2 separate regions of the Homo sapiens genome follow, and region 2 is linked to region 1. A link is a loop called in an ENCODE intact Hi-C map of the cell type or tissue named here. Cell type or tissue: sigmoid colon. All regions are shown on one strand. Each heading gives the region's core, and the rest is flanking DNA. Links, peaks and the distances in the headings are about the cores only. Region 1 holds the start of KCNA1 (potassium voltage-gated channel subfamily A member 1). Region 2 has its middle 45 kb from the start of KCNA5.

Region 1 (15,100 bases), core at 3,873-11,872:
AATTAGGTTCTCAATTCATAACATTCAATGTCCTTGACCTGACATATTACACAGTTAGAGAAGGGAGAATGCGCAGTAGGTGAAGATGAGACACGTCCTTAACTCAAGGTGGAAGCAACTGGCAAACTCAAGAAATAAAATAGCGTTTTTTCAGCTTAAATGGTTTGTTGTCCTGATGGTGCACTTTAAATTAATACTACTCAATTTTTATTTTTAACCTCAGTAATACTTTATCTTTACTATTAGAGGCATGTCACATGGAGTCCATGTTGTCTACTTACATCTGCTGCATAAACAGTCCCAAAACAGTGCGCTGAAGAGAAGAAAGGTGCTTCTGCAAGGTTTGGAGAGGAGACAACTTTGACCTGGAATATTTTACAAGAGATTTCTTGTTTTGTTTTGTTTTCTTTCCATACACCATTTCTTCTTCTTTGATTGTGGTACAAAAGTTTTCTATACTCTTTGAAGTTTCACGTCATAAAGAGTAAACTCCTAGTTAGCTCCTAAATGAAAATCACTGTGACTAGGGTTAATCTCCTTAAAGCGAAAAGCCCTGAGGTCAGCAGGGCCTCACCCCTTACATACATGCTGGACTTCCCAAGAAAGCCCAGGGTCATTTTGCCTGAGCAAAGAGGCTGGCATTTAATCCCAAGGCTTCTAAACTTTATATCTGTACCCTGAATTAGTTTGCACAGTGACCCAAGGTAATGGAACAGTTTTGGTTAACAATTCAGCTCCTGTTTGCTTCTTTACAAAAATGGTAAGTAACATACATTCTTTAAAGGTTTACCTGAGTCATACTAGACATGTTCACATATACCCTGAAATTCCATGATATAAATACAGGTAGTAATATGCCACATGGTGAATGAGAGTTCACCTCCTGAGATCACAATTCAACTTGGGTTGTGTCTGGTCTTAAAATTTTAGTTTGTTTGTCTTCTTAAAATGAACATAAACATCAAAAGACTTCATTCTTGCTTGGAAAAGCCTGAAGATAACATGCTTGTTTGGCAGTTTATATTCTTTCTAACAATTTTATACTATGGATGGTTACCACCCACCAATTCTCACCACCCCAGGAATAAGTCATTCCTGGAAGAAAATGGGAAAGTGCCTTCTGCTAATGTTCTTTCTCCTTTCTTTCAATCCAATCTACCAAACTAAGAATTAAAATGTAAAATTGTTAAAAAGCATGTGTTTTGAGGTCTCCTATATTAAATGAGAGGGCTAGGAAACTATTTTTATTGACTTTTAGATGGTACCTAATTTGAAAAACGTGTAACTATACACAATGTGAAGAAGGCCTTTTATAGGCTAAACCAAATTTCTACTTTAAAAAAATGTATTCCTCATTTACCATTTACATGTATTTTTTTAATTCTCAAGCAAATCAAGATTGTGACACCACCTGTGCTTCACGTCCACCATAGTGGAATCTAAACCTGCCCTACAATTCATTTCAGGGAAATGACTGCCCACTGGCCAGAATCCTGGAGAAGGACTTGCTATTGGTTTATCTGATTCTGCAAGGCTCACCCACGAACACACTCCCAATGAGCTGATATAACTGAAAATCAGAACTCAAGTCTCCAGGGAGTGCAAGGGGAGTTGGGCACAAATGGGAAAAGGGAGATGCAAAAACAGAAAGTTTTCCTGGCTAGAATTTGTCTTCTAGAAATCTGAGGACAGAGGAAATGAATGTCTTTGGTCTCTCTGATTCAGATCACTTCAGGTGAGTTAACCACTTCAGAGATTCTGGGATGGCTAACAGCCCTGGTGTGACCAACTCTTCTATTGCCACCCTATTGAACTAGGGCCCCAATAGACTGGAAGAGAGGAATTATAGCTATCAGCACATCAGAAGTCTTCTCCTTCTGGAGAAAACACATAGTCAGGACATGAGCTGTTACAGCTCCATGCCTAGGAAGGGGAAGAAAAGGTAAAAAGGCTGCTAAAATAAATATGAATAAGTAAACCAAAAAATAGTCATCCCTTAATAGGCAGTTTTGTTAAGTGCACCTTCAGGTCTACAAAGACATTTCAACACATTACAGTGCGAGGGTAAGAGCTTGGTCAAACATTGCATGCCTATGCTACACAGATAATCCCTGTACTCCATTCTTACTGAATTCATTGCAATGAGCTACAGATGAGCTAAGCAGCATTCACTTTCCTCACACCACCCCAAACTCATAACAACAACTCACCCCCAGTCCCAGACTGACAGGTTCACCGCATGCAGCACTTTTTTCTATATCACATGCAGAAGAATCAACCAGTCCAGAGTGTAACCACGGTAAATATACCAAATACCCAAAGTCAGTCTTGGTGCCGTTTTCTCATCCATTAACCCATCCATCCCACAGTACTGAGTGGATTATTGCTGTTGACAGAGTGCGGTGTTTCAAGTTCTGTGTGCACTAGACCTCAACGTTGAAATGAAAGATCAAGATAACCCCAAGCCTGGGAGGAGGTTGGCATTTTTTTCCTAATTGGGGATTTTTAAGCAAGTAGGAAAGGAATCGCCAGAATGAGTTAAGGTTCAGACGAGAAGGAGACATCACATGGGAGGGTTTAATGCCCTGTAGTCGGATGCTGCGCAGTTCTTGGCCCCTCATCTTCCACGATGTGTGTTGTGTTCATCTCACAGATTCACAAAAGTCACATAGGAAAATAAGATATCCATGTTCTTTCTTTTAATCGAGTTAGCCAGAATGGGTGTAACTCGAGTTTCTAGGGTGATTGCCTCACTGCTAGTTCTAGGACAGGATGGGGGAAAGGGGTGGGAGAAGCAGGACAGATTTTCAGAAGAAGCTGGGCCAGAATGTCAGGTAACAGGCAGCCACATGCTAAGTGCAGAATGAAGATTCCCCACCTCAGGGTCCTTTGAAAGGCTGTGAGTACCTCTCCACCGGTGGGCAGCTGCCGAGCTCCAGAGGCCTGTGTTCCGTGGCTCTCTTTCAGCCAGGAACAGGGTCCCCACCATTCTCTGGGCTGGGTAACGGGGGGGCAGCAGAAGTTAGATGTTCAACCTGTGAAGTGACTGCCAGGTGGGAAGATCATAGGGGCATCAGGAAATATCTGAAAGGGGTAGACCAGGAGGGAAGGCCTAGGAAAGGTTATTATGAACTGAGTGTTCCCACATCCACAACAATGCCTGAAAAGACTGGACCGTCAGAGAGATTTGCAAAGTGCTGTTACCGACAGAGAAAAAAATAAGGAAAGGTGCCAGGAGCACTACACTGGACCTGAGGAAGCCTTGTGTGTCCAAAGTGGCCCTCGATAGGAAACAAATTCCCAAAAAGTTTATCTTGGCTTTGGTGGAGAGAGGAAAAAACAAGTTCACAGTTCATGTCCAGTTCAAAGATGGGTCTCAGTTCACATCCAGCGTCAGGCTGTCAAAGGGACCAATGCTAGTAGATGGCCAGAGAGACAGCACCCTCCTGGGTCTCTCCTCTCCAGGGTTTAGGGTGGTGTGGTCTTCTCACAGTGGTGAAATGAGAGAGCGAGAATGGAAAAAGAAAAAGCAAAAGGTCTGTGCCCCAACCCTTCCCCACTTTTGCTACCTAACTTCTCAGCTGTGTTAAGGAGGCACTTTCTACAGTTCACTGTGGGTACAGGATAAAGGCACTAAGCAACTATTAAATCAATTGGTTTAGTTTCTTCAGGGAGCCTCAAGGGGAGGGCTGAAGTCTCTACAGACTTCAAAGAATGACTGCAAAGAAAAAAAAATCAGCTCTGCTTCGGATGCATATAATAGAGAAACATTTTCATTTACATCCTAAGAATGCACCAAAAAACATGCAGTATTGCACCTTTTTGTTTGTTTGTTTGTTTGCTTGTTTGTGTTGCTTGTGTTTGTCTTCAGCTAGAAAGAATACTTGTTCTTAGGTGTTGCTATATGTACTTTGATGACTTATTGAGTTTTTCACATGGCTTCCCTTTAAGGGATGGGCATATTGGTCCTCTCTCCGCCTATACCTGCACAAAAACCTGGTATTTCCCTGAGCAAAGGCAGGAAAATTGACTGAGTGCCCCCACCCCCACCCCCCATAATTTCTATTGGGCCTTTCACCCCACAGACTTGTAATTTTTATTACTTTTAAAATTTTTATTACTGAAATCATGCATTAATTAATTCAAGGTACATCTTAGTCAAATAGGCCATAATGCTGAATAAGAGAACATGCTTTGAGCTCCAAAAAGTTATTGTTCCCATCTGACTAACATATGCACTTAAATACAGTACTTTATTTACTAATAAAATAGTTAATAAATGGAGGAGTGCACTTTTGGTGAATGCAAATGAAAAAGGATCTATTTTTAGAAGAATCGATTTCAACTTAAGCTTATCCCCTATTGTCTGGGTTAACTTCTCAGCATGCGATTATAAAATAAATTGTATCAGATTCAAACATGCTTACATTTAACTTCATTTGTGCTCTCTTGCAATAAGGAGGCTAAGGTTTTACATCCAGTTCTGAAAGCCAGGGGTCGGAGTGCAGGCCTGGTGAGAAAAGACCTGTATTTGGCTCATCTGCAGTTGAGACCATTTAGCGGCACTGCAGAAGAATCAATTAATTTAATTCAGTTAACTTTTTCTTAGAGAATAATCTGGATTAGAAAGAGAATGGGCCCAGGGGGAAATCCCTACAGATCAGGACCAGTATCCAATTTATAAGGTGCTTTGTGAACCAGTCTTAAGTAATCGGAGTTTTCTTTTTTCACCTTGTAATATGCAGTTCAGTTGATCGAAATAAAAATATCTATTCATTGTCCATTTTGGCTGGTCTATCATGTTACATATAATACATCTGATGCACTGTCTTCAATGTGCTACGCAGTTTGCAAAGATGTTTTACTGGAGTCCCATGCGAATTTCAATTTCATATTTCTAAGTGATCATCTTGTTCTGAGTTTTTAAAAAAGTTAAAGAAACCAAAGCATTAAAAATGTTTCAGTTTGGGGAAGCATATGATTATTATTTTACCTAGACTAGTTCGTGGACTGAATCTTTTTAAGCCAGTTTTAGAAAATACTCTCTCTTTTCCCATTTTTTAATAAAAGGAAAATAGTTTATTTTGTCATGGATCTTGAAAGCTTCTGGTTCACCACCCCCAAAATCCTCAATGCAACAACGCATTGACAGTTAAATAGAGCATTCCAAGTCTACTTAGTAAAGTATCTACAAAGCGTGACATGAGTCACTAGGTTTTCTGTTTTGTTTTTTAAGTCTTTTGAGCTGCTAAGTGGGGCTTTTTTGTTTGCTTGCCTTTGTTTTTTAAACATCGGTCAGTAGCTTGCTCTTATTAACGCAGTTTTGGTTAGCAGTGGTGCAATTGGCAGTTCTGATATTGACCTGTCTATAATGGGCTATGCTATTATTCATATCCTCTTCGATCTCCATGTACTCAGACTTGCTCATAGTAGAGGAACTGCGGCGACTGAGGTCACTGTCAGAGGCTAAGTTAGGGGAACTGACGTGGAGCAACTGAGCCTGCTCTTCCCCCTCAGTTTCTCGGTGGTAGAAATAGTTGAAATTGGACACAATGACAGGTACGGGCAGGGCAATTGTTAGCACACCAGCGATGGCACACAAGGAGCCCACGATCTTGCCTCCAATTGTCACAGGGTACATGTCACCGTATCCTACAGTGGTCATGGACACCACCGCCCACCAGAAAGCATCGGGGATACTGGAGAAGTGCGACTCAGCTTCTTCCGCCTCGGCAAAGTACACTGCACTAGAAAACAGGATGACCCCGATGAAGAGGAAAAAGATGAGCAGCCCTAGCTCTCTCATACTAGCTTTGAGGGTCTGGCCCAGGATCTGGAGGCCCTTAGAGTGGCGGGAGAGCTTGAAGATTCTAAAAACCCTTACCAAGCGGATGACCCTGAGGATGGCCAGGGAGGTGGCCTGCTCGCCCTTCTGGTTTCCTTCCTGCTCAGCTATCTCGGTGCCCAGCGTGATGAAATAAGGAATGATGGCCACAATGTCTATGAAGTTCATGATGTTTTTGAAGAAGTCCGTCTTGCTGGGGCAGGCGAAGAAGCGCACCACCAGCTCGAAGGAGAACCAGATGATACACAGCGTTTCCACGATGAAGAAGGGGTCTGTGAAGATGTTGGAATTGTAGATGACCGTGGTGTTGTCGATGCGGTGGACGGTGCCCGTGAAGTCCTTGTCATCCTTCAGCTCGGGGAGCGTCTCCAGGCAAAAGATGACGATGGAGATGAGGATGACCATGACGGAGACGATGGCGATGACCCTGGCGGGCCCCGAGCTCTCGGGGTACTCGAAGAGCAGCCACACCTGGCGCTGGTACTCCTTCTCGGGCAGAGGGCGCTCCTCCTCCTTGATGAAGCCCTCGTCCTCCCGGAACTTCTCCATGGCCTCCTCGCCCAACTCGTAAAACTTGATCTCCTCGGAGAACATGTCCAGGGGCACGTTGACCGGCCTCCGCAGGCGGCCGCCGGACTGGTAGTAGTAGAGGATGGCGTCGAAGCTGGGCCGGTTGCGGTCGAAGAAGTACTCGTTCCTCAGGGGGTCGAAGTAGCGCATGCGTTTCTTAGGGTTGCCCAGCAGCGTGTTGGGGAACTGCGCCAGGGTCTTGAGCTGCGTCTCGAAGCGCAGCCCGGAGATGTTGATCACCACGCGCTCGCAGCACTCGTGGTCGTCGTGGTCGGCCTGCCGGGGGTAGCTGCCATCCTGGGGGTGGCCCGGGGCGGCCGAAGCCTCGTCCACGTTCTCCCCAGACATCACCGTCATGGTGGAAGCCGGGCGCGGGGGTGGGAGGCCAGGAGAGAGCCCGGGGTGGGAAGCAGCCAGGGACCAGGGGTGGGGGGGACCCAAGCGGCCCCCCCACCGGAGCGCGCGTCTCCCTCACGCCCAGGGGGAGGTGCTTCAACACGAGCAGGTCGGGAGATCTGCGACTTTGCCTCTCGCTGCCTTCCCCTCCACCCTGCCTTTCACTCAGTTTGGAATCCCCCTCGCCTGCGGGCCGGGTGCAGCTTTTTGCAGAGGGTTGGGTTTGGGTTTGGGGGTTTGTTGGTTTTCTGTTGTTGTTGTTTAGATATTTCTTCCTGATCCCAGGTGCCTTAACGCAGTGCCGTTCTAGCGGACTGGGCCATTGCTTCGGGGGTCGCCCTGGCCTCCCCTCCCCTCCGAGAGCCTTCCTAGGACCCGGTGCAGTGCCGGCTCGGCAGATCCCCACGCCTGCCACCCTCTCTGCTTCTCCTCGGCTCTCCCCCCTCCTACCCCTCTTCGCCTGCCGCCTTCTAAGCTCCCACCAGGGCGATCGATGCACGCTGCAGAGAAATAGAAAGTGATACGGGGGTAGAAAATCAGAAGCATTCAGATGGGACGGACCTACAGACACCGAAGAACACAGACCTCTAGCTTGAGAAAGCACTGGACGTTTGCTAGGGCTATCACACACACACGGACAGACGACACGCAGACACCCGGAAATCCAAGTTTGGGGCTCTTCCATCCCACTTTCCCCAATGCCCAACAGCCGATCTGTTTACAACTTCGTTAAACTAGAGATCGGAAAAGCGCCGAGAGACGCCGGGGGAAGCTCAGGGTCCCGGACAGCATCCCCGCACCCCCGGCCTCCCCCACCCGGTCCCCCCAACCCCCGCTTCTGCATCCCCGAGCTGGGGAACCCCCTACCTGGCCGGCTGGCTTGGCGCAGGGGCGGTGCTGAGTCAGCGGAGAGCCCGAGTGGGAATGCGGCAGGTCGTCTTTGCAGTGCCCTGGCGGGAGCCGCGGCGGCCGCCGCAGCAGCATCCGAGACGCGCCGGGCAAACTCGCCGCCCTGGTCCACTCGTCCGACGCCCCTCTCAGTTGGACAATCGCTTTACGGAGCAGCTACGGCGAAAATGTTCCTTCCCTACCCCCATTCTCACCGGTTGCCAGCAACCTGGAGACGCCGTCCTCTCTCCGGTGCAGGGAGTTCCGGAGGATGCGGGGCGGAAAAGCAAAATACCACCCTCTCTCGAAGCTCCGAGGCAAATGACGATAAACAGCACTCTCGCCCCCTCCTAACACTATGGGAGCCCTTGATTCGATCCCGAAGGAGGCGGGCGGGCGAGAGCCTGGATCTACATGGCTCTCCAGTTCCCTTCGCTCTCCGCACCCCAGCGCGGACCTCGCCAAGGCTACGCGGCGCGCCAGGAGCCCTTAGGAGCTTGGAGTGGAGCAGGGTGCGTGCGGCGGCGGGTCCGCTCGGTCCATTTCTGGGCGCTGCAAGATCAGCAGAAACCTGAGAAAGCGCCTGGAATACCGAGCAGCGATTGGCCCACCCGGGCGTGGGTTGGGGAGGGCGGGGGAGGGCAGGAGCGAGGAGGTGGATGGAAAATATGAGGGGGTGGTTTGGAAGAGAGCGGGGTTGTCATTCAGTTCCCACCCTTGCCAGCACAGCTTTTTCCTCTCCTACCAGAAAAGCCGACCGCTAACTCTACTTCCCCTGTGGCCCGCCGCCCCGCCCACGAACGGCCCCTAGCGGCTCGCGACCTTCCCCGGGAATTTCACATTGGAAATGGTCAGGTCCGACGCAATGCAGGCGGTGGTGTTTCTGGCAAAACTCCTCCGACGGGTTTGCTTTTGTGCAGTCCCACAGTAACCCTCTTCGATCGCACTGCTCTGCGCCCCATCCCGCTCCTCCCCCAAGAAGGCCCTTGCTCTCTGCGGGGCCCACCCAGCTTCCCCCGCCGGCTGGACTCGCAGAGCTGCAGACTTTGGGCAGAGCTGTGCAGATGAGGATCCCTGGGTTTGTTCCATGTAGTTTTACTGGGCGGCGGCGGTACTAAGAGCCTGTCCCTCTTTAACCTACGATGGGACTTGAAGTTTTCTTACGATCCGATTATTCTGAAATACAGGGAATGTGACTTGTGGGGGACCGAAGGCTTCGTGGGTTTGTGGGGTTGTCTGCCAACTTGGTGCTAATTGGGAATAATCTGAGAAGCAAGTCGCCTACTCACCTCCCACCCTATGTCCCTCCTCCCGCAGCCTTTTTCCCCAGCCTAGTGCCTCCACAGGGCCACTTTCAAAGCTTGCAATTTATTTGGAAAGGGTCCCCCGCAGAGGCGCATGGCAGCAGGAGCCGGGGGCGTGTGCCTTGCCCTGCGAGTGCGGCTGGAGCTGCGCCCCCAGAGGCGCTGCATCTCCGCGCCTGCAGCGCGAGAAAAGGCAGCAGGCAGCTTGGTACCTCCAGGGCTGCGGAGTCTCTAAGGAGGCTGCAAGAGCCCAGAGTCGCCGCTGATTGGCTCCTCCCGCGGCCTTGGGACCACCCTTCTCACCACCGTTGCCTCCCGCCTACACCACCCACCTCCTTAATCAAAGCCAATGATTGCATCCTTCCCGCTCTATTGTGGCTAGTGGAAAGCAGGGGCCCCTGCGGGATTGCCCAGGCAGTGCAACAGTCCCTGTCTGGAACTAGTTAAATCCTTCCTCCAGATTCAGACGCCAGCATTCCTTTCAGAAAAACAAAAGTGTATGTTCCCTCCCCTCCTTCAGATCCGTACCCCAGCTTTTCTTTCATGAACAATGAGTTCTCTTATACTCCTCCTTCCCATATTAAACTCTTCCCCTTTCCCACCTTCCACACGCATATCCCTCAATCTCAATAGCTCCAGGGATCCCTACCTTTCTGCACTGCTGTTCTAATGCAAATAAATATATTTTTTAAAAAAATTTAAAAATAAAAACAAAGATATAAATATGAAGCTCCCAGCTGAAGTACTGCCAAGTCTTTTGGTTTTGTTGCTGCTGCCACTGCTAGAACCCTACTGGGGATAACCCTACGAGACAAGGGTTTTCTGACCATATCCTAGCACTACTGAGCTTCCCTATTCTCCACTTTATCTGTCCTTATCTTGTACCTCCCTCTTCCTATAACCCATTGCCTTCCTTTAAATGTCCCTAAGACTGTCATCTTCCTAGCTTCTTGTGAATGCATGTGCCCTGACTCAGCATTAGGAGATTGCCTTACTACAAGGGATTCACAGATTGGATGAGATCCCAGGTTCCTAAATTCCGGGTTTTATTGGGGGGCATATTAGGAAATCTTCCACATCTCTGATAGATGTGTTTACAGCAGGACTGGACCTCCAAGGGACTGGAAGAAAATTGTGAGCTGGGAACTCAGCATTCTCCTCCTCCTCCTCCTTCTTCCTCTTCCTCTTCTTCCTCTTGTTCTTCTTTGAGACAGAGTGTAGTAGTGTAATCATAGCTCACCGCAACCTTGAAGTATTGGGCTCAAACAATCCTCCCACCTTAGCCTCTGGAGTAACTGGGAGGACAACAGGCACAAGCCATCACTCCTGGCTAACTGGAACTCAGCATTCTTGATGGAAGTCCTCCCTTGGTAAGGGTCTGAAGATATTTATTAATTCAACAAATATTTGCCCAGCCCCAGCTATGGGCCAGATGGTGCCCTTGCACTGGAATGGAGACATATAAGGTCCCAGGTCTCATGGAGCTCATATTCTGGTGGGAGATACAGACAATAAACATATACGTCATACATTATAGTGTTAGATAAAGAAAATTAAGAATCAGGCACAGCAAGTGACAAATATAGGTTTGCAGATAAGAAGGGCCTCTCTGCAGAAGTAACATTTGAACAAAAAACATCAAGAAGAGAGAGCAAGGAACAGGAAGATGAAAGGATGGGTGTAAGAGCAAAGGTCCCAAGGCAAGGACAGACTCAGCATATTCAGGAAACAAGAGAGCCAGTATGGCCAGAAAGAAGTCACTGAGAAAGAATGTCATCAAAGGTAGGTCAGAAAGGCAGGCAGAGCCCAGATCATGCAGGGCCTCTAAGGCTATGGTAAGAATAGTTCATTTCATTCTGAGTACAATGGGAACCTACTGGAGGATATGCATCAATATAGCAATATGATTTGCATTTCTTGGAGATTATTCTGGCTACTAGAAACAAGACACAAGGTTGGAGGTTACTAAGTAGCATAAGCAATGTTGGCTTAGATGAGGGAGACTGTGGTGAGCTTGTAAGGAGTTTTTGGAAGAGAATTACATTTTGAAATAGAGATGGCAGAATTTGGGATGTGAGGAAAGAAAAGTTTTAGGACTGTCTCCTAGGCTTGTGGCCTTAATAACCAGATAAATGGTAATATCATTTACTGCAGGAGTGTCCCAAACAGTTTCGCTCCTACCTAGATGTGAGTTCCTTGAAGTCTGAGATCTTCTGTGTCTTCTGAGATCTTCTGTGTTGGGCAGCTTAGGAGCTCCTTGAAGTCTGAGACCTTGTGTGTCTTAGTTGTCACTGTATTGGGCAGCGTAGGCCATCTCCTCAGATTCTCTCCAGCTCACCATTGTCTTGTCCAATGGCCACTTGCCCCACTGCAGGTGCTGCTGGAAAAGTCAACTCGATGGGTGGCAGAGTTCTGCCTCTTGAAGTTGACAGCACTGCAAGGAGTGGAATCTGGATTCCTCAAGACTGCAAAAAGGCCTAGGTGAGTAACACAAACCTAGGGGTGCATTAGCTCAATGGACCAAGAGGAGCTTGCCCAGTGGGAGATGCAAGCTAGGATGGAGCTCGTCGGTAAATCCCCTCTACCTTTATTATTTTCATGGCCAAGCAACCACATGGTCTAATGAAAAGGCTGTGTCTCTTTGTGACTCATGAAGCAGTAACTAGTTTGGTAACTCTTCTCCTTGGATCTGCACCCTGTCCTTCCCTGTCTCACTCTCCTTTTCTCTTCCTCTCATGGTTCTGGCTTCACACCTCCCATTAAAGCATTCGCACATAATCCTGTCTTGGGTTATGCTTTCTAGGGAAGCTGAGCTGAGGCATGGGGAATCACAACTTTGGTTTGGGACATGTTACCTTTGAGATACCTAGAAATATGCAAATGAGGATGTTGAGTAGAAAGTTAAACATACAAGGTTAGAGTTCAGAGAAGAGGTCTGGGTAGATCAAGGTTTCTCAACTTTAGCACATTTGGGCTGAATACTTTTTATTGTTGTGGGGTGTGGTCCTGTGGATTTTAGTATATTCAGCAGCTTCCCTTGCTTCCAGCCATTAGATGCCAGTAGCACCTTCCCCTAGTTGTGACAACCAAAAGTGTTTCCAGACAATGCAAAAATCACCCTCAGCTGAGAACCACTTGGGTAATTAAAGCCAGAGTAGCAGATTACAGAGATTACAGCACTTGAACCTGAGGGTAGAAAAGGAAGAGGAAATATGCAGAGATCATGCCTTGGGACGCTCTAATGCTGAGAGGTCGATAAAAGAAGGAAGAGCCACCAAAGGAAACTGAGAAGGAGTGATGATGAGGTGAACAAAACAGGAGAATGTGGGGTCTGCAAAACCAAATGAGAACAGTATGTTAAGAAGAAGGGAGATATCAACATTGTTGCTTACTGCCAGTAAGATGAGTAGAATGAGGAACATAGAAATGACTATCAGATTTAGAAAAATTGAGTTGAAAAGAGATTGAGAGAGAACTGAGGACAGTAGGTAAAAACAGCTCTTGGAGTTTTGGTGCCCAGGGGAACAGAAGAATGGGGTAGTAGACTGAAGGAAGATGATGAGTGATGAGACTTTTTTTAAAAAAATGATGAAATCTATTACAATATGTTTGTATGCTAAGGGCAATGACTCAGTAGAAAGAAAAGAAATAGTGATGTGGTAGAAAGAGAAAAATCAGAGCAATGTTCTTGAGAAAGCAAAAGGAGAATGGAATCTAAGACCCAAAATAAGGGATTGGCCTTGGAAAAGGGCAATTTCTCTATAGAAATGGGAGAGAGACAGAGAGCAGAAGTCAGCTGCAAGTAATTGAGTAGAAGTTGTGGGAGTTAGTGGACATTCACCTATGCAATCAGAAGAAATTTTCTCAGTAAAAAGGAAAGCAAGGTCATCAGCTGAAAGTGAGGATGGGGAAGGAGGCCTTAGAAATAGGAGGGGTGGCCAGACGTGGTGGCTCATGCCTGCAATCCCAGCACTTTGGAAGGCCAAAGTGGGTGGATCACTGGAGGTCAGGAGTTCAAGACCAGCCTGGCCAACATGGTGAAATCTGTCTCAACTAAAAATACAAAAATTAGCTGGGTATGGTAGCGTGCACCTGTAGTCCCAGCTACTTGGGAGTCTGAGGCAAGAGAATCACTTTAACCCAGGAGGCGGAGGTTGCAGTGAGCCAAGATTGAGCCACTGCACTCCAGCCTGGGCAACAGAGCAAGACCCCATCTCCGAAAAAAGAAAAAAGCAAATAAAAGAAAAGAAATGGGAGGGGAAAACTGCAAAATAACCACTTAGGAGAATTGGAAAGTGAAAGGGTTGGGGAATGTAGCAGGGTTGCCTGGCAGCACCGAGGGCTCACTTGTGGTGAGGAACCATGCAATTAAGTAATTGGGCACTGGGTGTCTGAGATTAACTTGGAAGTGAGTCAGGATAGAATTCGTCCTGATGATCATTTATGAAAAAATGTGCACTCGTTCTACATGTAGTGTCCTTCTTAAGATCAGTTTCTTAAGTGTTATACAGTGGTAAGGCAAGAGACGGCATGAAGGGAGGTGGTCATACTAGGCAGGAATATGCCCACGGACTCACTATAGACCCTGTTGAGGGCAGTGTCACAAGCAGAGGAATGGGGGTCTTACAAGATTTGAAGTATAATTGTAAAAAGTAATATAGAACAAGTAGGACTTGAAAGGGAAAACTCAGAAGTCACCAAGGATTTAAGATGACAATGAGTAATATGGAGTCCTCTTGGTGGCATTATGATTAGGCTCATCTTTGGAAGGACAAGATCCAAACATAATTTTATCAAAATCTCAACGGGAGATTACACTGTTATAGTTAAAAGCCTACGTTGTTTTTGTTGTTTTTTGTTGTTGTTGTTGTTTTGTTTTGTTTTGTTTTGTTTTGTTTTGAGTTGGAGTCTCTCTCTGTCACCCAGGCTGGTGTGCAGTGGCGCGATCTCGGCTCACTGCAAACTCCACCTTCTGGGTTCACGCCATTCTCCTGCCTCAGCCTCCCGAATAGCTGGGACTACAGGCGCCCACCACCATGCCTGGCTAATTTTTTGTATTTTATAGTAGAGATGGGGTTTCACCGTGTTAGACAGGATGGTCCCCATCTCCTAACCTCGTGATCCACCCACCTCAGCCTCCCAGAGTGCTGGGATTACAGGCGTGAGTCACCGCGCCCAGCCAAAAGCCTAAGTTCTTAAATCAGAGATGAATTCTAATTCAATCACTTTGATCTTGGATAAGTCACTCTATCACTTTACATGTTCATCTCTTTATTTGTAAAATATAATCCCTATATCATAGGCTCCTGGGAGGGCATAACACAATCAAATACTGATCAGTGCCCAACATAGAGCTGATGGCCAACAAAGTATCAGCTTCAAAAGAAAAAGGCACCAAAAAGGTCAGGAAACATTACATTAGACAGGTCTTTAATAAATATTTACTGAGAGAAAACAGTCAATAAATACTAAAGAATCAGAGAAAAGAACAAATGCTACCTCTACCATCAAGAATCCTTACAGCTAACTTCAACATTCAGTCATATCAGTATAATGAGTACAGGACTTTTCCATCATAAAGTAAAATACATATGTGGGGCAGCACTGAGCAATAGGCAGGACAGGATGGCGACCTTTTAGAAAAGGGAAACAAACGAGGTGATCCCTGTGATCACCTTGGCTCTTTGCCTGGAGGTACTTTTCAGAAGCTATGCAGAAGGATGAGACCCAAGCAGAGTCTGATGTTCTCACTCAGACAGAATTTTAAATTGAGAAGGGTGAGATGACTGAAAGTCATGAGACAAAGCACCGGAGAAGAAGGAGATACATAGAGAAAAAGCAGCAGAAATCTGCATAGAGTCCCCTTTGAGTCTGTTGCTGAACACTAAACTGTGCATGGGTGAGGTAAACTCTACACAACTCTATGAAGCTGAGTTTGTTTAATATTAAAAAATTAGTCAATGCAATTCACTCAATTCAGAGAATCATAGGAGATTCAAAATTGATTCAGAAGAGCTATTTGACAAAATTCAACACCCATTTATAATTAAAACAAAACAAGCCTTTTGGCACACAGAGTAGAGGGAATTTCTTTAAT
Region 2 (15,100 bases), core at 4,570-12,569, 88 kb before region 1:
TGAGCATTTTTTTGTATATCTCTTGGCCATTTGTGTGTCTTCTTTTGAAAGATATCTATTCAAGTACTTTGCCTATTTTCTTAATCAGATCATTTGTTTTCTTGCTATTGAGTTGAGTTGTTTCTTTTGGGGGGGGTTGTGGGTTTTTTGTTTGTTTGTTTTTGCTTTTGTTTTTTTGTTTTTGTTTTTGTTTTGTTTTTTGTTTTTTGTTCTTGTTTTGTTTTGTTTTTTTGACAGTCTCACTCTGTCACCCAGGCTGGAGTGCAGTGGATTGAACTTGGCTCACTGTAGCCTCTGCCTCCGGGGCTCAAGTGATCCTCCCACCTCATCCTTTCAAGTAGCTGGGACTACAGACATGCACCACCATGCCCAGCTAATTTTTGTAATTTTTGTAGAGATGGGGTTTCACCATGTTGCCCAGGCTGATCTCAGACACCTGGACTCAAGGAATCCATCCTCCTAAGCCTCCAAAAGTATTGGGTTTACAGGCATGAGCCACTGCACCCAGCCTTAAGTTGAGTTTCTGATATAGCCTGAATATTAACTTCTTGTCAGATGTATGGTTTGAAAATATTTTCTCCCACTTTATAGGTGTCTCTTTCAATCTGTCAATTATTTATTTGCTTTACAGAAGCTTTTTTGTTTGTTTGTTTTGATGGAGTTTCGATCTTTTCACCCAGGCTAGGGTGCAATGGCGCAATCTCAGCTCACTGCAACCTCTGTCTCCTGGGTTCAAGCAATTCTCCTGCCTCAGCCTCCCAAGTAGCAGGGATTACAGGCACCTGCCACGAGGCCCAGCTAATTTTTTTATTTTTAGTAGAGACGGCGTTTCACCATGTTGGCCAGGCTGGTCTCGAACTCCTAACCTCAGGTGATACACCCACCTAGGCCTCCCAAAGTGCTGGGATTACAGGTGTGAGCCACTGTGCCCAGCCCAGAAGCTTTTTAGTTTTATGCAATTCCATTTATTTTTGCTTTTGTTGCCTGTGCTTTTCTGGTCATATCCAAAAAATCATTGCCCAGATGAATGTCAAAAAACTTTTTCTCTATGTTTTCTTCTAGTAGTTTCACATCTTACTTTTATGTTTTTAATGCATTTTGAGTTGATTTTTTATATGGTGTGAGAAAATGGTTCAGTTTTATTCTTCTGCATGTGAATATCCAGTTGTTCCCACACACTTTATTGAAAAGAATATATTTCCCACCTTGTATATTCTTGGCAACTTTGTCAAAGAGCAATTGACTGAAAATGAATAGATTTATTTCTGGGTTCTCTATTCTGTTCCATTGGTCTATATGTCTATTTTCATGCCAGTATTATACTGTCATGATTACTATTGCTTTGTAGAATATTTTGAAATCAGGTAGTGTGATGTCTCCCTCTATTCTGCATAATGCTCTCTGTGTGTGCATAATTCTGCTGCTGTTGGATGGAATGTTCTGTATGTGCCTGTTAGGTCCATTTGGTCTATAGTGTTGTCCAAGTCCACCGTTTCCTACTGACTTTCCATCTGGAAGATCTATTCATTGTTGAAAGTGAAGTATGGAAGTCTCCTACTATTATTGTATTTCTGTCTATTTCCCCCTTTAATTTTTAAAATATTTTCTTTATGTACTTAGGTGCTCTAATGTTGGGTGCATACGTATTTATCATTGTTATATGCTTTTGATGAGTTTATCCCTTTATCATTATACGTAGGATAAAACTTTTTTATTTCTTGTGACAGTTTTTCACTTAAAATCTAATTTATCTGATTTTGGAATAACCACCCCACTCCCCTTTTTGGTTACCATTTGTATGGAATACCTTTTTCCATCTCTTCACTTTCAACCTATATGTATCTTTAAAGCTGAAGTGACTCTCTTTTAGGCAGCATATAGTTGGATCTTTTTCCCCCCCAAATACGCTTAACCACTCTATTGTTAAATTAAATTAAATTTGGTCTGACAATGCCTCTGCACTTTGAGTCCCTCTTTAATTAACTTCAACCTAACATAGGATGGAAACTAACTGCAAGCCTAACTTAGGAGTATAATTTTATAACAGGTAACTGAGTCTCAGCCAGTCTCAGCAGCTGAGCTTCAGTCAGTTGCAGGGGGCCAACTGATAAGAACATGCTCAAATAAGACAAATGAAGCCATAACCCATCAACTGGTCTCTGCACCTCCCTTCCATTTTCTGTCCATAAATGCTACCTGACCATGTTGCAGCCTGGAGTTCTCTGAACCTATTTGGTCTGAGGACTGACTGATTCATGAATTTTTGTTATTTGCTCAATTAAACTCTATTAAATTTAATCTGTTTAATGTTTTTCTGTTAACATTATTAGACTCCAGGATCCTGGATTCATAAGGGCTAGCCTAGCACTAGGGTCCACAGTGAAACTGGCGGTCACTTCGCTCTCTTTCCTCCACGTAGAAGGTATCTCTCGGTGATGCCCTGCATAGGCTTGGGGGTGTGAGGACACAGGTAATCTGAAGCTGTCCTTCCTACTGCCTTCAATGTGTCTTTTCTTTTTTATTTTATTTCATTTTATTTTATTATTATTATTTCACTTTAAGTTTTAGGGTACATGTGCACAATGTGCAGGTCAGTTACATATGAATACATGTGCCATGCTGGTGTGCTGCACCCATTAACTCGTCATTTAGCATTAGGTATATCTCCTAATGCTATCCCTCCCCCCTCCCCCCACCCCACAACAGTCCCCAGAGTGTGATGTTCCCTTTCCTGTGTCCATGTGTACTCATTGTTCAATTCCCACCTATGAGTGAGAACATGCGGTGTTTGGTTTTTTGTCCTTGTGATAGATTACTGAGAATGATGATTTCCAATTTCATCCATGTCCCTACAAAGGACATGAACTCATTATTTTTATGGCTGCATAGTATTCCATGGTGTATATGTGCCACATTTTCTTAATCCAGTCTATCATTGTTGGACATTTGGGTTGGTTCCAAGTCTTTGCTATTGTGAATAGTGCCGCAAGAAACGTACGTGTGCATGTGTCTTTACAGCAGCATGATTTATAGTCCTTTGGGTATATACCCAGTAATGGGATGGCTGGGTCAAATGGTATTTCTAGTTCTAGATCCCTGAGGAATCGCCACACTGACTAATCAGGTACTGTAATCTATCACCCAGATTCCTGAGCTCTTCTGAAGGTATTTTCGTGCACAGATTGTTGTTCAAATTCATGTTTCAGTGAAGGGGCAAGTGCTGAAAAGTCCTTTTCTGCCATCTTGCCAATGACGTCACTGCCTCATTGCCTGTTTTGATCACTGTCTTGATCTACTTCCTAGAGCCATGCCCACACATAGCAGACACTCCATAAATATTTGTTGAATGAATAAATGAATGAACAAATAAACAGGTGAGTGAAACCCTCTACCCCAGGCCTGGAATGTGTTCTGTGATGACTTCTGTGTGTTGGCCTTGCTTGGGTTTGTGCTGCCTGGTGCTGCTAGGTTTCCAGGTGACCAAATACACACCATCACTCAAAGGCAATTGAATCTGGTTGGCAAGCCTGGCCCGGAGTGGCCAATGCCTTTCCCTCTCTCGCCACTAGAGGACAGAGGCGACCCATGGATTCAGCCAACGCCAGTCAGTTCTGCCACCCGGGCTCCAAAGGCACCTTGGGCTTCCTGATGAACAGAAACTAACTGGCCCTGTTGTGACACCTCTAACTCAGAGGTCGCCACTGAGGTACCAAGTAGAGAAAAGGCATAAAATGCAAGTTCCGTATCCTCACCCAGGGTATGAAGATTGAAACAGGAGTTGTCCTCACTTCCTTGGCTGTCCCTGCAGTGGGGACGCCCAAACTAAGGGCTCCCAGCGCTCTGCGTGTTCTGACCCAGGCAACGTCACCTTTTGGAAAGACAGGCTTGCACCCTGCTCCGCAAAATGAGGAAGGTAAATGTTCCTAACCCAAAAACTGCCTGAAGAAGCAGGCCTGAAGAGTTGAAACAAGAGGAGGGCCTCAGTGCATGCCCAGGAGTGTATGTGAGATACAGGTCAGTCCAGCCAACCTGTCCTGGGTGCTTGCCTACATGTCTCTGCTCAGATGGTCCTCCAGGCACTTCTGCAAAGTGAGTATGATGATTACAAGTTAACACGTTAACTTGTAATGAGTGGTAAACTTGCCCACAGTTACATAGCTGGTGCATGACAAAGCCAGGGCTCTGGCACAGGGTGAACTGGCTTCATGGTTCCTGCAGTTCCCCCCATGGGACCACCAATTATAAGGACACTGGGGCTTTGGAAAATGAGCAAACCCTGGTATTGTGGAAAAGGTAGTGAAGCTCCAGGATGGATCAACACACGTAAAGAACTTCGTTGACTATCACAACTTCTCATTGTATTCTCACAACAAATCTACAAAGAGTGGTGGCTCATTCCCCATTCTGGAGCCGAGGAAAAAAGGCAGGGCCAGATGAAGAAGTGCCTGCCGCGTGCTGACCACAGGCCACTGCATCCCATGACCAGAGGATAAGAGGAGGGGCCACACTGTTCCTCCATCTCCTGATTCCCCTAAAGACCAGCACATGTCCAGGCTCTTCTATTTCTCTGTTACTTCTGTTGCTCTGGTTCCTGCCCTGCAGAGGGGGTGGCCATGACCCCGCTACCCTTCATCCAGCCCTCCAAGATACCCATTAGCCTGCTCCTCTTAGGCCTGATGTGAAAAGTCTGAGATGTAAAAAAAAAACAAGACTGTAACCCTTAAAAAATGTGCACACTCTGCTTCTCTTTTTCAAAGATTTTGGCAAGAATAACATGAGTTTCCATGGGACAAATCACAAGCCTTTTTCTTTTTTTTTTCCCCTCAGCCCCTAACTCATTTCAATTCAATGCAACAGAAATGGACTTGGCTAGGCACCAGCACTGTCCTAGGCCCTAGCAGGGAGCTGCGAGGTGGGTGTCCATGAACCTGAGCAGTTCAGCCCCCGATGATGGGAAGAGCAGCCATGCACAGAATGCAAATGCTGGGTGCTAACGCTGCTTGCATTGGGGTATACTTCTTTCACTCGGTAGCTTGGAGATGACCTCAATGTTAGGATGAGGCTCTACGAGGCAAAGGCTCCCAGGCCAACCATGGGCTCCTCGGAGGGCAGAGTCACAGAGCACCTGCAGCCACAGAGTTCTCCCTTCTCCATTGCTGCTTCTCGTGCTAGGAGCCAGGTTTGTGTTCCCAGGAGACACAGTGGCCGTGGGGCTCCATGTCTCTGAACTGCTCAACCTCCCTAGCAGCCCACACTGGGTAGAACCAACTTGCAGCAAGCCTGTATTCTCCTGACCAGCTGAGGCATAGGCTTCTCTCTCCCTGGGAAGACAGCATCCCATTTCTTTATCTGAGGTGTCTGCTCTTAACTGGGCTCAAGCCATCATAGTTGCCTTTCCTGCTGCAATTGCAGGAAACACTTTGTAGGTGGGTGCTTCTTTCTCTAAGGCACTCGAAGTCCCCCAAACCTTCTCTTGTTCACCACTGTGAGTAGGTCACAGCACTATTCTCCCTAATTAACTGGGGCAGAGGAGGAAGGCCAGGAGATTGCTGCTCTGAGTTTTGCCATGCACTATCAGCCAGATTGACAGGAGCACATGGGTACGCACCTCCCGGGGCTGGGTCTCATTCATGAGTTCACAATACACAGAGGCCTCCTGCTGTGACCAAGTGCATTTTCAGCATGGGGAAAATGGCTGGCACATAGTAGGTGCTCAAAAATGTTGCCGGATGAAGGAACTGGTGGCATGCTTGCTCAGTTTTGACAAAATAGCTCTCCAGAGCCTCCAGATATACAGGTCACTGTTGCTCCAGAGCATGAAAATGCTGTGATCCTCTTTCTCTTGCCTCTGCAAGGGGAGCCAGAGGACTCTCTGACCCTGAAAGAGGCGGCCACAGCCCCTGCTGAGGGGAAGAGGGAAGAGCATGTGAATGCAAAGAGGACTGCAGAGCCTGCTGCAGCTGTAGCCACTCGCTCGGAGTGGGAAGTCCAGGCCACCCGAGGGCAGCAGCTTGTCCTCCTCTGCCCTCAGAGGCTGTGGTCATTGAATGAGTCTGGATCTTCTCCCTGGGTTGGGGGAAGGAATCCAGGTGACCCCTCAAAGTGTCTTTCAATGTGTGAATTGGAGAGCTAAGTTCCAGGTGGCTTCTGCTGGGGCTACCAGTAGGAGGAAAAAGGAGAAATCTAGACACAGATAAAAAGCATTCTGCTTCCTCTGTGCCCTGGACCTCCAGATCACCACCAGGACTCTGTCCCAGGACAGCAAGGTGGACCCTGAAATTCCCTGAGCATCGTTACCAGAGAGGTGAGGGGGGCACAGAGCAGAACCATGGAGCCTCCAGACAGAATGCACGCCAGTGGTGCCCCTTGAGGCAGTGTACACAGCAAGCTGTGTAGATCCCTTCACCAATACTGCCACCTAGGAGCTGTGTTCCAGAGAAGCAGGTTCCAGAGGGAAGCACATTTTGCCTAGCCACAGATCTACCAGGATGCATAAAGGTTGGGAGAAGGTTACTAGCTCTTCACTCTCCCCATCCCCAAGTCAGAGAGGACGAGGGCCTGCTGAGTAAACCTGGTTGATCCACAGGGTAAAGACTGGCCCAGCTTCACGGAGAGCAGGAAGTAATTGTCCTCTGTAGGGCTGGGCCACAAGTTAGCCATGCGACCTGAGCAAACCACTTCTCAGAAACCTCATTGATGGCATCAGGAAATGCTTATGTGCCAGTCTGCTCTGGTAATTCCATAACATTTAGTGCGGCATGCGACCCATCCACAAAGACCCCACCTATGACAGGCAGCCGCTTTGGAGGTTTGAAACTCATTGGCACTAGACAAATACATTTTGAATGAGCCAAAAGAAGAATGACTTATTATTTTAGTTATTAAAAATAAAGTGATGCTCATCCTCAGGGACTTTTTAGATTGTTCATTCATGGTAAGCATCACCCAAGGGCTGGTTCTCTCTCCTCCATGCCTCAATTGTGTAACCTCATAATTTTAGAATGTTTTGGCTAAAGGAAACCTCATTCAAGCCCTCCTGTTCAGTGCATGCCCAGAGAGGGCAGGCGCTGGGTCTAAAGTCACACAGTGGCCCAGCAGAGACCAGAGCTTAGTCCTGTGGAGTCTAGAGGCACAATGCTTATTTGTCACATTTCTTCTTCGTCTTTTTCTATCTCCCTGTATTACTACTCATACCTTCTAACCTCCACTGAAATGGTCTTTCCTCTGCCTTTCAAAAAGCCTGAGAATGGAAAAACATAAAGAGAAAGAAAAATGAAAAGATGGAGAGGGAATCAAGTTCACATTTCACATGAGAAGATGTGCCATCCGATTTCAGATCACAGTCCTCGAAAGGTGAGAACTGCGTTTTCTCTTTGTTCCAGGCTGCAGTGACTGCACCATGGATATGAGAGTGAATGCTTGTCAGGCCATCAGTTGGTGTTTTCCCCACATCGCATGTGTGCACAGGTACATACCTGTGAGGCACATGGCCAGGGAGGCCACCTGTGCTTCTTCCCCAGAGAGAGACCTTCAGACCACCCTCCATGTAAGCAAAGGGTATGTGGTGATTACAGAAAGGGATGGGCTAGGCCTCCAAGAGCATTTAGTAAGACTCCATTACAAACAGATTTTAGGAGGATGAAGCCCAGAGAGGTGAAGACACTTGTCTAAAGTCACAGAGGAAGTTAGTTCCTGTCTGAGGACTAGAACTCAGCTTTTCAGACTTCAAGTCCTGCGGTTGGGTGGCAAGGGGGAAGTGGGGATGGTTAATGGGTACAAAAAATAGTTAGAAAGAATGAGTAAGATCCAGTATTTGATACCACAACAGAGTGACTGTAGTCAATATTAATTCAATTGTACATTTAAAAATAACTAAAATAGTATAATTAGATTGTTTGTAACACAAAGGGTAAATGCCTGAGGTGATGGATGCCCCATTTTACCCTGACCTGTGACCACGACGCATTGTATACCTTCATCAAGTGCACTCCATAAACATATACACCAACTATGTACACACAAAAATAAAAAAATAAAAATAAATCTATACGTGGTATTACACACACACATGCACGCATGCACAGAGGACCCCTATTCCCATGTGAACAAAGACTCACAGCAGTCAAGCCCAGCAAGATGCACTCTCTGTAGCGGGAACTGAATGACCCTAAGGGAGGGCACCTGTCCAAAGGTAGGGCCCATACCTGAAACCCATCAATTCAATCACATACAGTGAGGCACGGCCAAGACCTGCAAGATATCAATGTATTTAAAAGACTCATCTTTACATTTGCAGGAGGCTGGGCAGTCTGAGGTCTCCTAAACAAGAAAGTGGGCAGAAAGAAGAGAGGGAGAGGTCCTGAAGATCAATTTTGCTGCCTTCGTAACTCCACGGAGGGTGGGGATCACGGTCTTCCCAACCCTACTCCTTCCTTCTAGAGCAACTAGAGAGACAGGGAAATTCCTGCCTTTAGAGATCTGCGGGAGGAGCTGAGGGCAATGAGATGATGCTGCTGTGGCTGCTCCTTGGCATTTGTTTTCTGTTCACGAATCAACTTCTCTCAGTCCCCTGAGGAAGGGTGGATTTAGGGGGAAGGACACGGAGTCTCTCGGAATCTTTTGCATCCAGGGATGTGAGTGGGTTTTTATATTTAGTAGATGACTCACCTCCAAGCACATTAGTCACTGCCTCCCAGCTCCATTCTGGCAGGCTGGGTGCTGGGGATCGCAGTGGGGTGAGATCAGACAGGAGATTGGGAGAAAGAGCAAGAGAGCTCAAGGGAGGCAAGAGACTGGGAGACTAATGCCAGAGGAAGTAAGATTAGCGCCCCGAAGCAGAAGGCTCAGGGAAAGAGGGCGGCCAAGTCATGCTCAGCAGAGAAGTTCCAGGGAAGTTCTGGCTCAGCCTTGCCCCAAGCACCTCACCATGGGGGAAAGAGAGAAGGGCAAGATCCAGAGTCCCTGGCTCAGCCGCCTATAAGCCCTCCAAGGGTCCCCTCTTGGCAATGTAGGCAGCTCACCAGCCTGGACCCCATCCATTGGCCGCCTCTGGCCATGACAGATGGCCAGGGCAGGGGTTTTCAGAGAGTGCCACCAGAACATGCTGGGGCCAGGAGCCTGGGCAGGGCAGAAAAAGAGAGCATCCGTGAAAGATGCTCTGTGTCATGAGAGAGGAAGGACCACAGATGAAGGAAGAACATATGGGGTCTAAAGCAAAGGCTCTCAAGTGTGGTCCCTGGGCCCCCTGGGTCAGAAGACCCCGGAGAGCATATGAGCAATGAAGACTCTAGCCCCATTCCAAGTCTGCACCCTCCTCTGGGTGGGTCCAAAGAACCAGCTCTTCACTGGGCCCCAGGGAATTCTCAGGCACATTCGGATGCAAAGCCCTCAGGTCTGGAGCAGGAAGGCTGCATCCCAGCGCTTCAATTCCTACACAGTGTGGGATAAAGGCCATTGGTACGCTTGACTGCGCCTCAGTTTACCATTCAAAAATGAGATGCCTACTTCAAGAATTGTTCTAATTTAAAAACAAACAAAAAAACAAACAAACAAAAAACAGGAAAGGGATGTAAAGTTGGCTTGTATTTTATACTTCTTAACTGGGTCAGAACTGGGTCAGGTCATAGTAGAGGAACACCACACCTGGCTGGATTCCACAGCTCTGGAAAGGACAAAGGTCACCCTGAAGCAAGCTCCTTTCTTTCTCACTGACCTGCAAGGTGGGTGCCATTACCCAATGGTCAAGGAGAGGAGATAGAGGCCGAGAGGTAAGTGACTTGTCCATGACTGGATGGCCAACACCAACAGCAGGACTTGAAGTCAAGCCCAGAGCCCGTGGTTTTGTTTTGTGTTTTCACTTCTCCAAACTGTCACTTCACTTTGTCACCAGGATCCTCTGGGTCGCTTAATAGACCTACCAGCTTCTTGCCAATACAGTCAGGATATTGATTTCTCCCTCATACCTTTCCCCTCTTCCTCCTCCCTTTTCTCTATTGTGGCCCTAATTTTTAAAAGGCTGCATTTGGCTCTCCGTATGGAATTCTTCTCCCCTTGATTTTTGGCCCATTTCCTTCCATTCTAGTGCCTGTGTCGTCCAAAGCTATATGAAGCTCATCTTGGAGGACCCTGGCTCACCCTTTCTCCACTTCCCTGCCACCCGCTGTACACTGTCATGCCCAGTCGGCCCACAGGTGTTTGAGTCTGTTTTCCCTGAAGGTTGGTTAGGGTTCTTGTTGACATTCTTGGCTTTCCTGGACTCTGGGCTCTCTGAGGACAGGGATTGTGTCTTCTCATTTTTCTGCCTCCCTCATAACTTAGTGTAAAGCTTTATACCTGGAGAAATCATCCTTGTTGGCAGGTAGCTTAGCCACAAAAAGGAGCCTCCCAGAAGTGCCCCAGCAAAGGCCTGCACCTCTCACCTTGAGAAGCAGAAAGCAACTTCTGCCCCTTGACTTGCCTGCAAGTCTGCAAGTCTTTGCTGCCTCCTGCTCTCCATAGAGGTGACTTGGTTGAGGAACTTGCCAGGCCAGAGACCTGGGATGCATTGCATGCTACAGGCAAGACGCTCCAATAGAAATTGAAAAGCACAGTCCCTGCCCTCATGCAAGTGTATGCAATTCTCTCTCCTCTCTCTCTCTCTCTCTCTCAATGCTCAACTTCCCACCAATCAAACTGCAAGCTCCTTGACAACAGAGCTATGGGTTTCCTTTTAATCCATTCCTGAGCCCGGAACCCCCATCCCAGCACACACATTCTGCTGGTGCTGAGTACTCCGCTAGCCCGTTTCCATCCCCTCCCACATCTGCTTCATGCTTATTTGCTTATGTCTCTTGAGGGTGCATTTGGCTCTCCATATGGAATTCTCCTCCCCTTGATTCTTGGTCCATTGACCTTTATTCTGGTGCCCATGTTGTCCAAGGCTACATGAAGCTCATCTTGGAGGACCTGGGCCCATGCCTTCTCTACTGCCTCACCACCTGCTGTACACTGCCATGCCTGATCAGCCCACAGGCACCTGAGTCTGTTTTCCCTGAAGCTTGGTTAGAGTTCTTGCTGACATTCTTGGTTTTCCTGGACTCTGGGCTCTCTGAGGACAGGGATTGTGTCTTCTCATTTGTGTCATCTCCCTTGAGATAAGCAAATAAGCATGAAGCAGATGTGGGAGGGGATGGAAAGGGGCTAGTGGAGTCCTTAGAGAACCCCGTTTCACATGCCTGGTCTCTAGCCTCAGTTATTCTATCTAGAAAATGGAGAAAATAGCATCGACATCACACAAACAGTTGGGAGGGTTAAATGAGATAACCTCTATTGAAAGTGACTAACAAAGTGCTGGCTCATAAAACACATACATAAAATGGCAGCATAAGCTAAATTAACTCTGTGCTAGTGCAAGCTGTGCACATATCAGAAAATGAAGGGGGTGCATTAAAAATAACAACTCCCCACCATGTGCCAGACACCATACTAGATGCTTTGGCCATGTCACCCTGTAACATTCACATCCACCCTGTTTCACAGAAGAAGAAGTTGAAGCTCAGAGAGGTCAAGTTACCCACCAAAAGTCACACAGCTAGCAAGTGGCCAAGCCCTGCTCCAAAAGGATGCTTGTCTTTCCCCAAAGTTGGAGCTCATTCCTTTAAGCAACAGTGCTTCAGACGGTCTGGGAGATGTAGAGGAGATAAGATTATTTTCAAATAGATTTTGAAGAAGGCTGTGGGAGGCTAAAGGAGGGAAGACAGACAGCAGAGCTATAATGCAGCTTTGGGCACTCTTTAAGAATGGGTGGCTTCACTGGAGAGAGGAGGCTGAGCTGTGCACCACTGTCACAAGCAAAGCAGAAACCATGTCAAGGCTGAGTGTATCCCGCAGGTGATCAGGAGAGGACTCTAATAGTAACAAGCACTGATTGTGCCCAGGAAGGCCCGTGGATGTCAGAGATTCCACTGGCTGGGAGCCTAGGCAGGGTGAAGTCCTGGGGGAAGCAAGAGCGATGGCAGTGGTTCAGCCTGTACCATGTGCACATGTGAGTGTGAACTGTGTGCTCCAGTTCAGGTAGCTATTTAATGTCAAGTGAAGTCCTTGGGACAAAAGGCATCACGACTCTTCTTTCTAACAAACACAAGTTCCTTGGATCCAAGATTTAAGAGGGAAAGAATAATCCCTCCTCCCCCCAAATCTCTCTCAACTTCCTTAAAAACTCCTTCCCCAGTCGGGTGTGGTGGCTCACGCCTGTAATCCCAGCACTTTGGGAGGCTGAGGTGGGTGGATTACCTGAGATCAGGAGATCGAGACCATCCTGGCCAACATGTTGAAACCCCGTCTCTACTAAAAAATTCGAAAACTAGCCAGGCGTGGTGGCAGGCTCCTGTAGTCCCAGCTACTCAGGAGGCTGAGGCAGGAGAATAGCTTAAACCCAGGAGGCGGAGGCTGCAGTGAGCCAAGACGGTGCCACTGGACTCCAGCCTGGTGAAAGAGCAAGACTCTGTCTCAAAAATAAAAACAAACAAAACAAACAACAACGAAAAAAACTCCTTCCCCAGGTTTAAAAATTGTTGCTGCTGGAAGACCTAGCACATCCAGTTGGGATTTCTCCTACTGAAATTAATGTCATGAAACACACAAGGAGAAAACAGGTTCCCAGCTAACTCCTGGTCTATAGTCTCCAGGAGCTTGGCCAGCTGATCACCGGGCACTGGCAGTTACTGCCTGATAAGAACAGTGAATTTTTTCACGATGCCTCTTGGCATTCCCCAACAGACTCTGGGGTCCCCTAGAGAAGCTGGGGACACAGTGCTTCTCTGTGATCTCCAATGTGCCCAGCAGAGCACTTGGCATGTAGTAGGCATTTAATTATATTTATTGAGAGTCTATTATGAGGATTGCCATTTAGTGTTTCTAGATGCAGTGGAAGACAGTGCAATGCTTTCCTATCATTCATTGTTTGTTATTTACTAATTCATGATTAATTAATAATTAAAAATCCAATGGTAAAAGCAGAACAGACCAGGGAGACTGGGAGCTGGGGATTTCTTAGTTCTCTGTCTTCTATGTTTTGTCCCTAATATAACTTGTTATATTAGGAAAATGCCAGAGCCTGCTTTTAGGATGCTCTGAATAAGAGAAAAGGAAGGAAAGGAATTTCAGCAGCCTCGGTTTTTTTCTATAAAGTCGACTCTTTGAGGTTTCGGTTGTACATTGTGCCTTGGCAAATACAAAGCCACTCGGATACCATCCTGCTCTTAGAAATGTGGTAGGTCTACAGTTCTCAGGAGCCACCGTCCCTCCTATTGCAAAGACTTTGCCACCCTCATCTCGATATTCCTCTCCTACGATGCGTCTGAAAGTTAACCAGAAAAAAAGAGATGTACCTGCCTGAGGGTAAGAAGGTAGCTTCCCAATGACACTTTCTGCCAATGCTTGCCTTCCTTCTTTCTTTATTTTTTTTTCTGAGATGGAATCTCACTCTGTTCTCCAGGCTGGAGTGCAGTGGCATGATCTAAGCTCACTACAACCACCATCTCCCAGGTTCGAGCAATTTTCCTTCCTCAGCCTCCCAAATTGCTGGAATTACAGGCGCCTGCCACCACACCCAGCAAATTTTTTGTATTTTTAGTAGAGACAAGGTTTCACCATGTTGGCCAGGCTGGTTACGTTTGCATCTAGCTATCTTTGAGGCCAAGTACTGCAACCCATATGTTTATGATTTGCTAACAATTCCTCAAAATGTTCTTTGCCTTAAAAGCCACAAGAAGCCTAAGATGCACAAGAAACATTTTTTATTTGCTTCCTTAAGTTTCTCTTTATTTAATAATAGGGAATTCTGCCAGGAATAACCAACCCCTACTGTATTGAGTGCAGAATGGACCCCATGTGGCTCGAGGACCAGGCAGCCAACTGCAAGATCTTGGGAGTCTGATTCTGCCTCCCCTCTTGCTCTCCTGTGTGGCTGGGGCGAAAGTCCCCAACGTTTCTACTCCTGCATTCCTTCCATGGTCCAGCAGAGCCTGGGGACAGCCAAAGGGATCCCTCACCCTATGCTGGCCCCATAGACCTACATATACCACTGATGCCAATTCTCCATGGAGAAACTTTGTGTAGCTACATCAGATGTGGATTGTTCTCATTAGACTCCACTTTATTAAAAAGGAAGATATCAGCTGTGGCATCAGAATTCAGTTTTCAAAAAAGACTGCCCTGAGGAGATTCTACATTTGACTCAATTTCCATTTCCTGCATCTTTTATCATTATATGTTACTCTGGCACTCTCTGCAATAATAGAAGCCAAAACAACACATCTGCCCTATACAGGATACCACTAAGCTCCAGATCTTTTCCTACAATGCTTATGGCTTCCATAATAGCTCTACAAGGTAAATATAGTCATCTCCATTTCTGCAGGCTAGTAAATAAAACCAAGGTTAATAAAAGTTAAGCCAGGTGTCAGAAATCACATGGCCTGTAAGTGCCATTCAAAGCCGAAATGAGACACCAGATTGTCTCATTCCAAAATCCATGTCATTTACGCCTTAATGAGCCTCTATTCTCAACTACAATGAGCCTTTATCATTCAAAGACAGGCTCGTTTACTTATGATATTTGCCAAGGTTGGAAAAAGGGCTAATGCCTGTAGGAAGATTTTTAGTAGCATGGTGCAACAGAAAAAAAAAAAAGAGGGGGGATGTTCTGGTTAACTTTCAGACATTCAGGAAAGTGCATTAGTCAGAATAGCACAGCAACTGAAGAATTCAAATGTAGCTCCATGAGATGTGACAGCTATGTGGGTTGTCACAAGGGGAATTTCAGAGGGTTAGAGGCTGCTTGTACCTGCTTAAAGCTGTGTTCTATCTTTCTATCTTTTCTTTCTTTCCGAAGTTTTGGGCTCTCAAATGTATATGCACATGAGTGTGTGCACATGATTTGTACACATGTGAGCAACTGTACGTGCATGAATATGTGTGTATGTGAGCAAGTATGCATGTGAATGAGTGTGTGCATGTGAGTGTGTGTGCGTGGATGTATATGCATGTGAATGAGTCTGTATGCATGTGAATGCGTGTATGTGAGTGGATGTGTGTGCACGGATTTGTGTGCATGTGAATG

Evidence for each region. Hi-C counts contacts between places; a loop is a spot of excess contacts. Peaks named below come from ENCODE experiments on the same cell type or tissue, not always from the same donor. Only the 100,000 strongest peaks of a DNase experiment are listed, where the experiment ranks them.
Region 2: a loop joins it to region 1, with 2.8 times the contacts of the local background. A loop is called at or near these places in 4 of 110 quality-filtered maps.

Annotation. Positions count from the first base shown.
Region 1 is chr12:4,903,051-4,918,150 of GRCh38, reverse strand. KCNA1 (potassium voltage-gated channel subfamily A member 1) reads right to left here and starts at 8,246. Exons shown (of 2, transcript NM_000217.3): 1 at 7,679-8,246; 2 at 1-7,311. The coding sequence starts at 6,772. The coding sequence ends at 5,285. RefSeq lists a silencer at 6,725-6,864 and enhancers at 8,865-9,621, 10,416-11,615. In sigmoid colon, for the core only: no CTCF peak of the experiment used is centred there; DNase peaks (open chromatin) are centred at 6,360 and 8,200; H3K4me3 peaks cover 2,832 bases; H3K27me3 peaks cover 4,840 bases.
Region 2 is chr12:4,991,675-5,006,774 of GRCh38, reverse strand. No RefSeq gene overlaps it. Among named protein-coding and RNA genes, the nearest start is that of KCNA5, 45 kb to the left of the region's middle. In sigmoid colon, for the core only: no CTCF peak of the experiment used is centred there; a DNase peak (open chromatin) is centred at 8,704.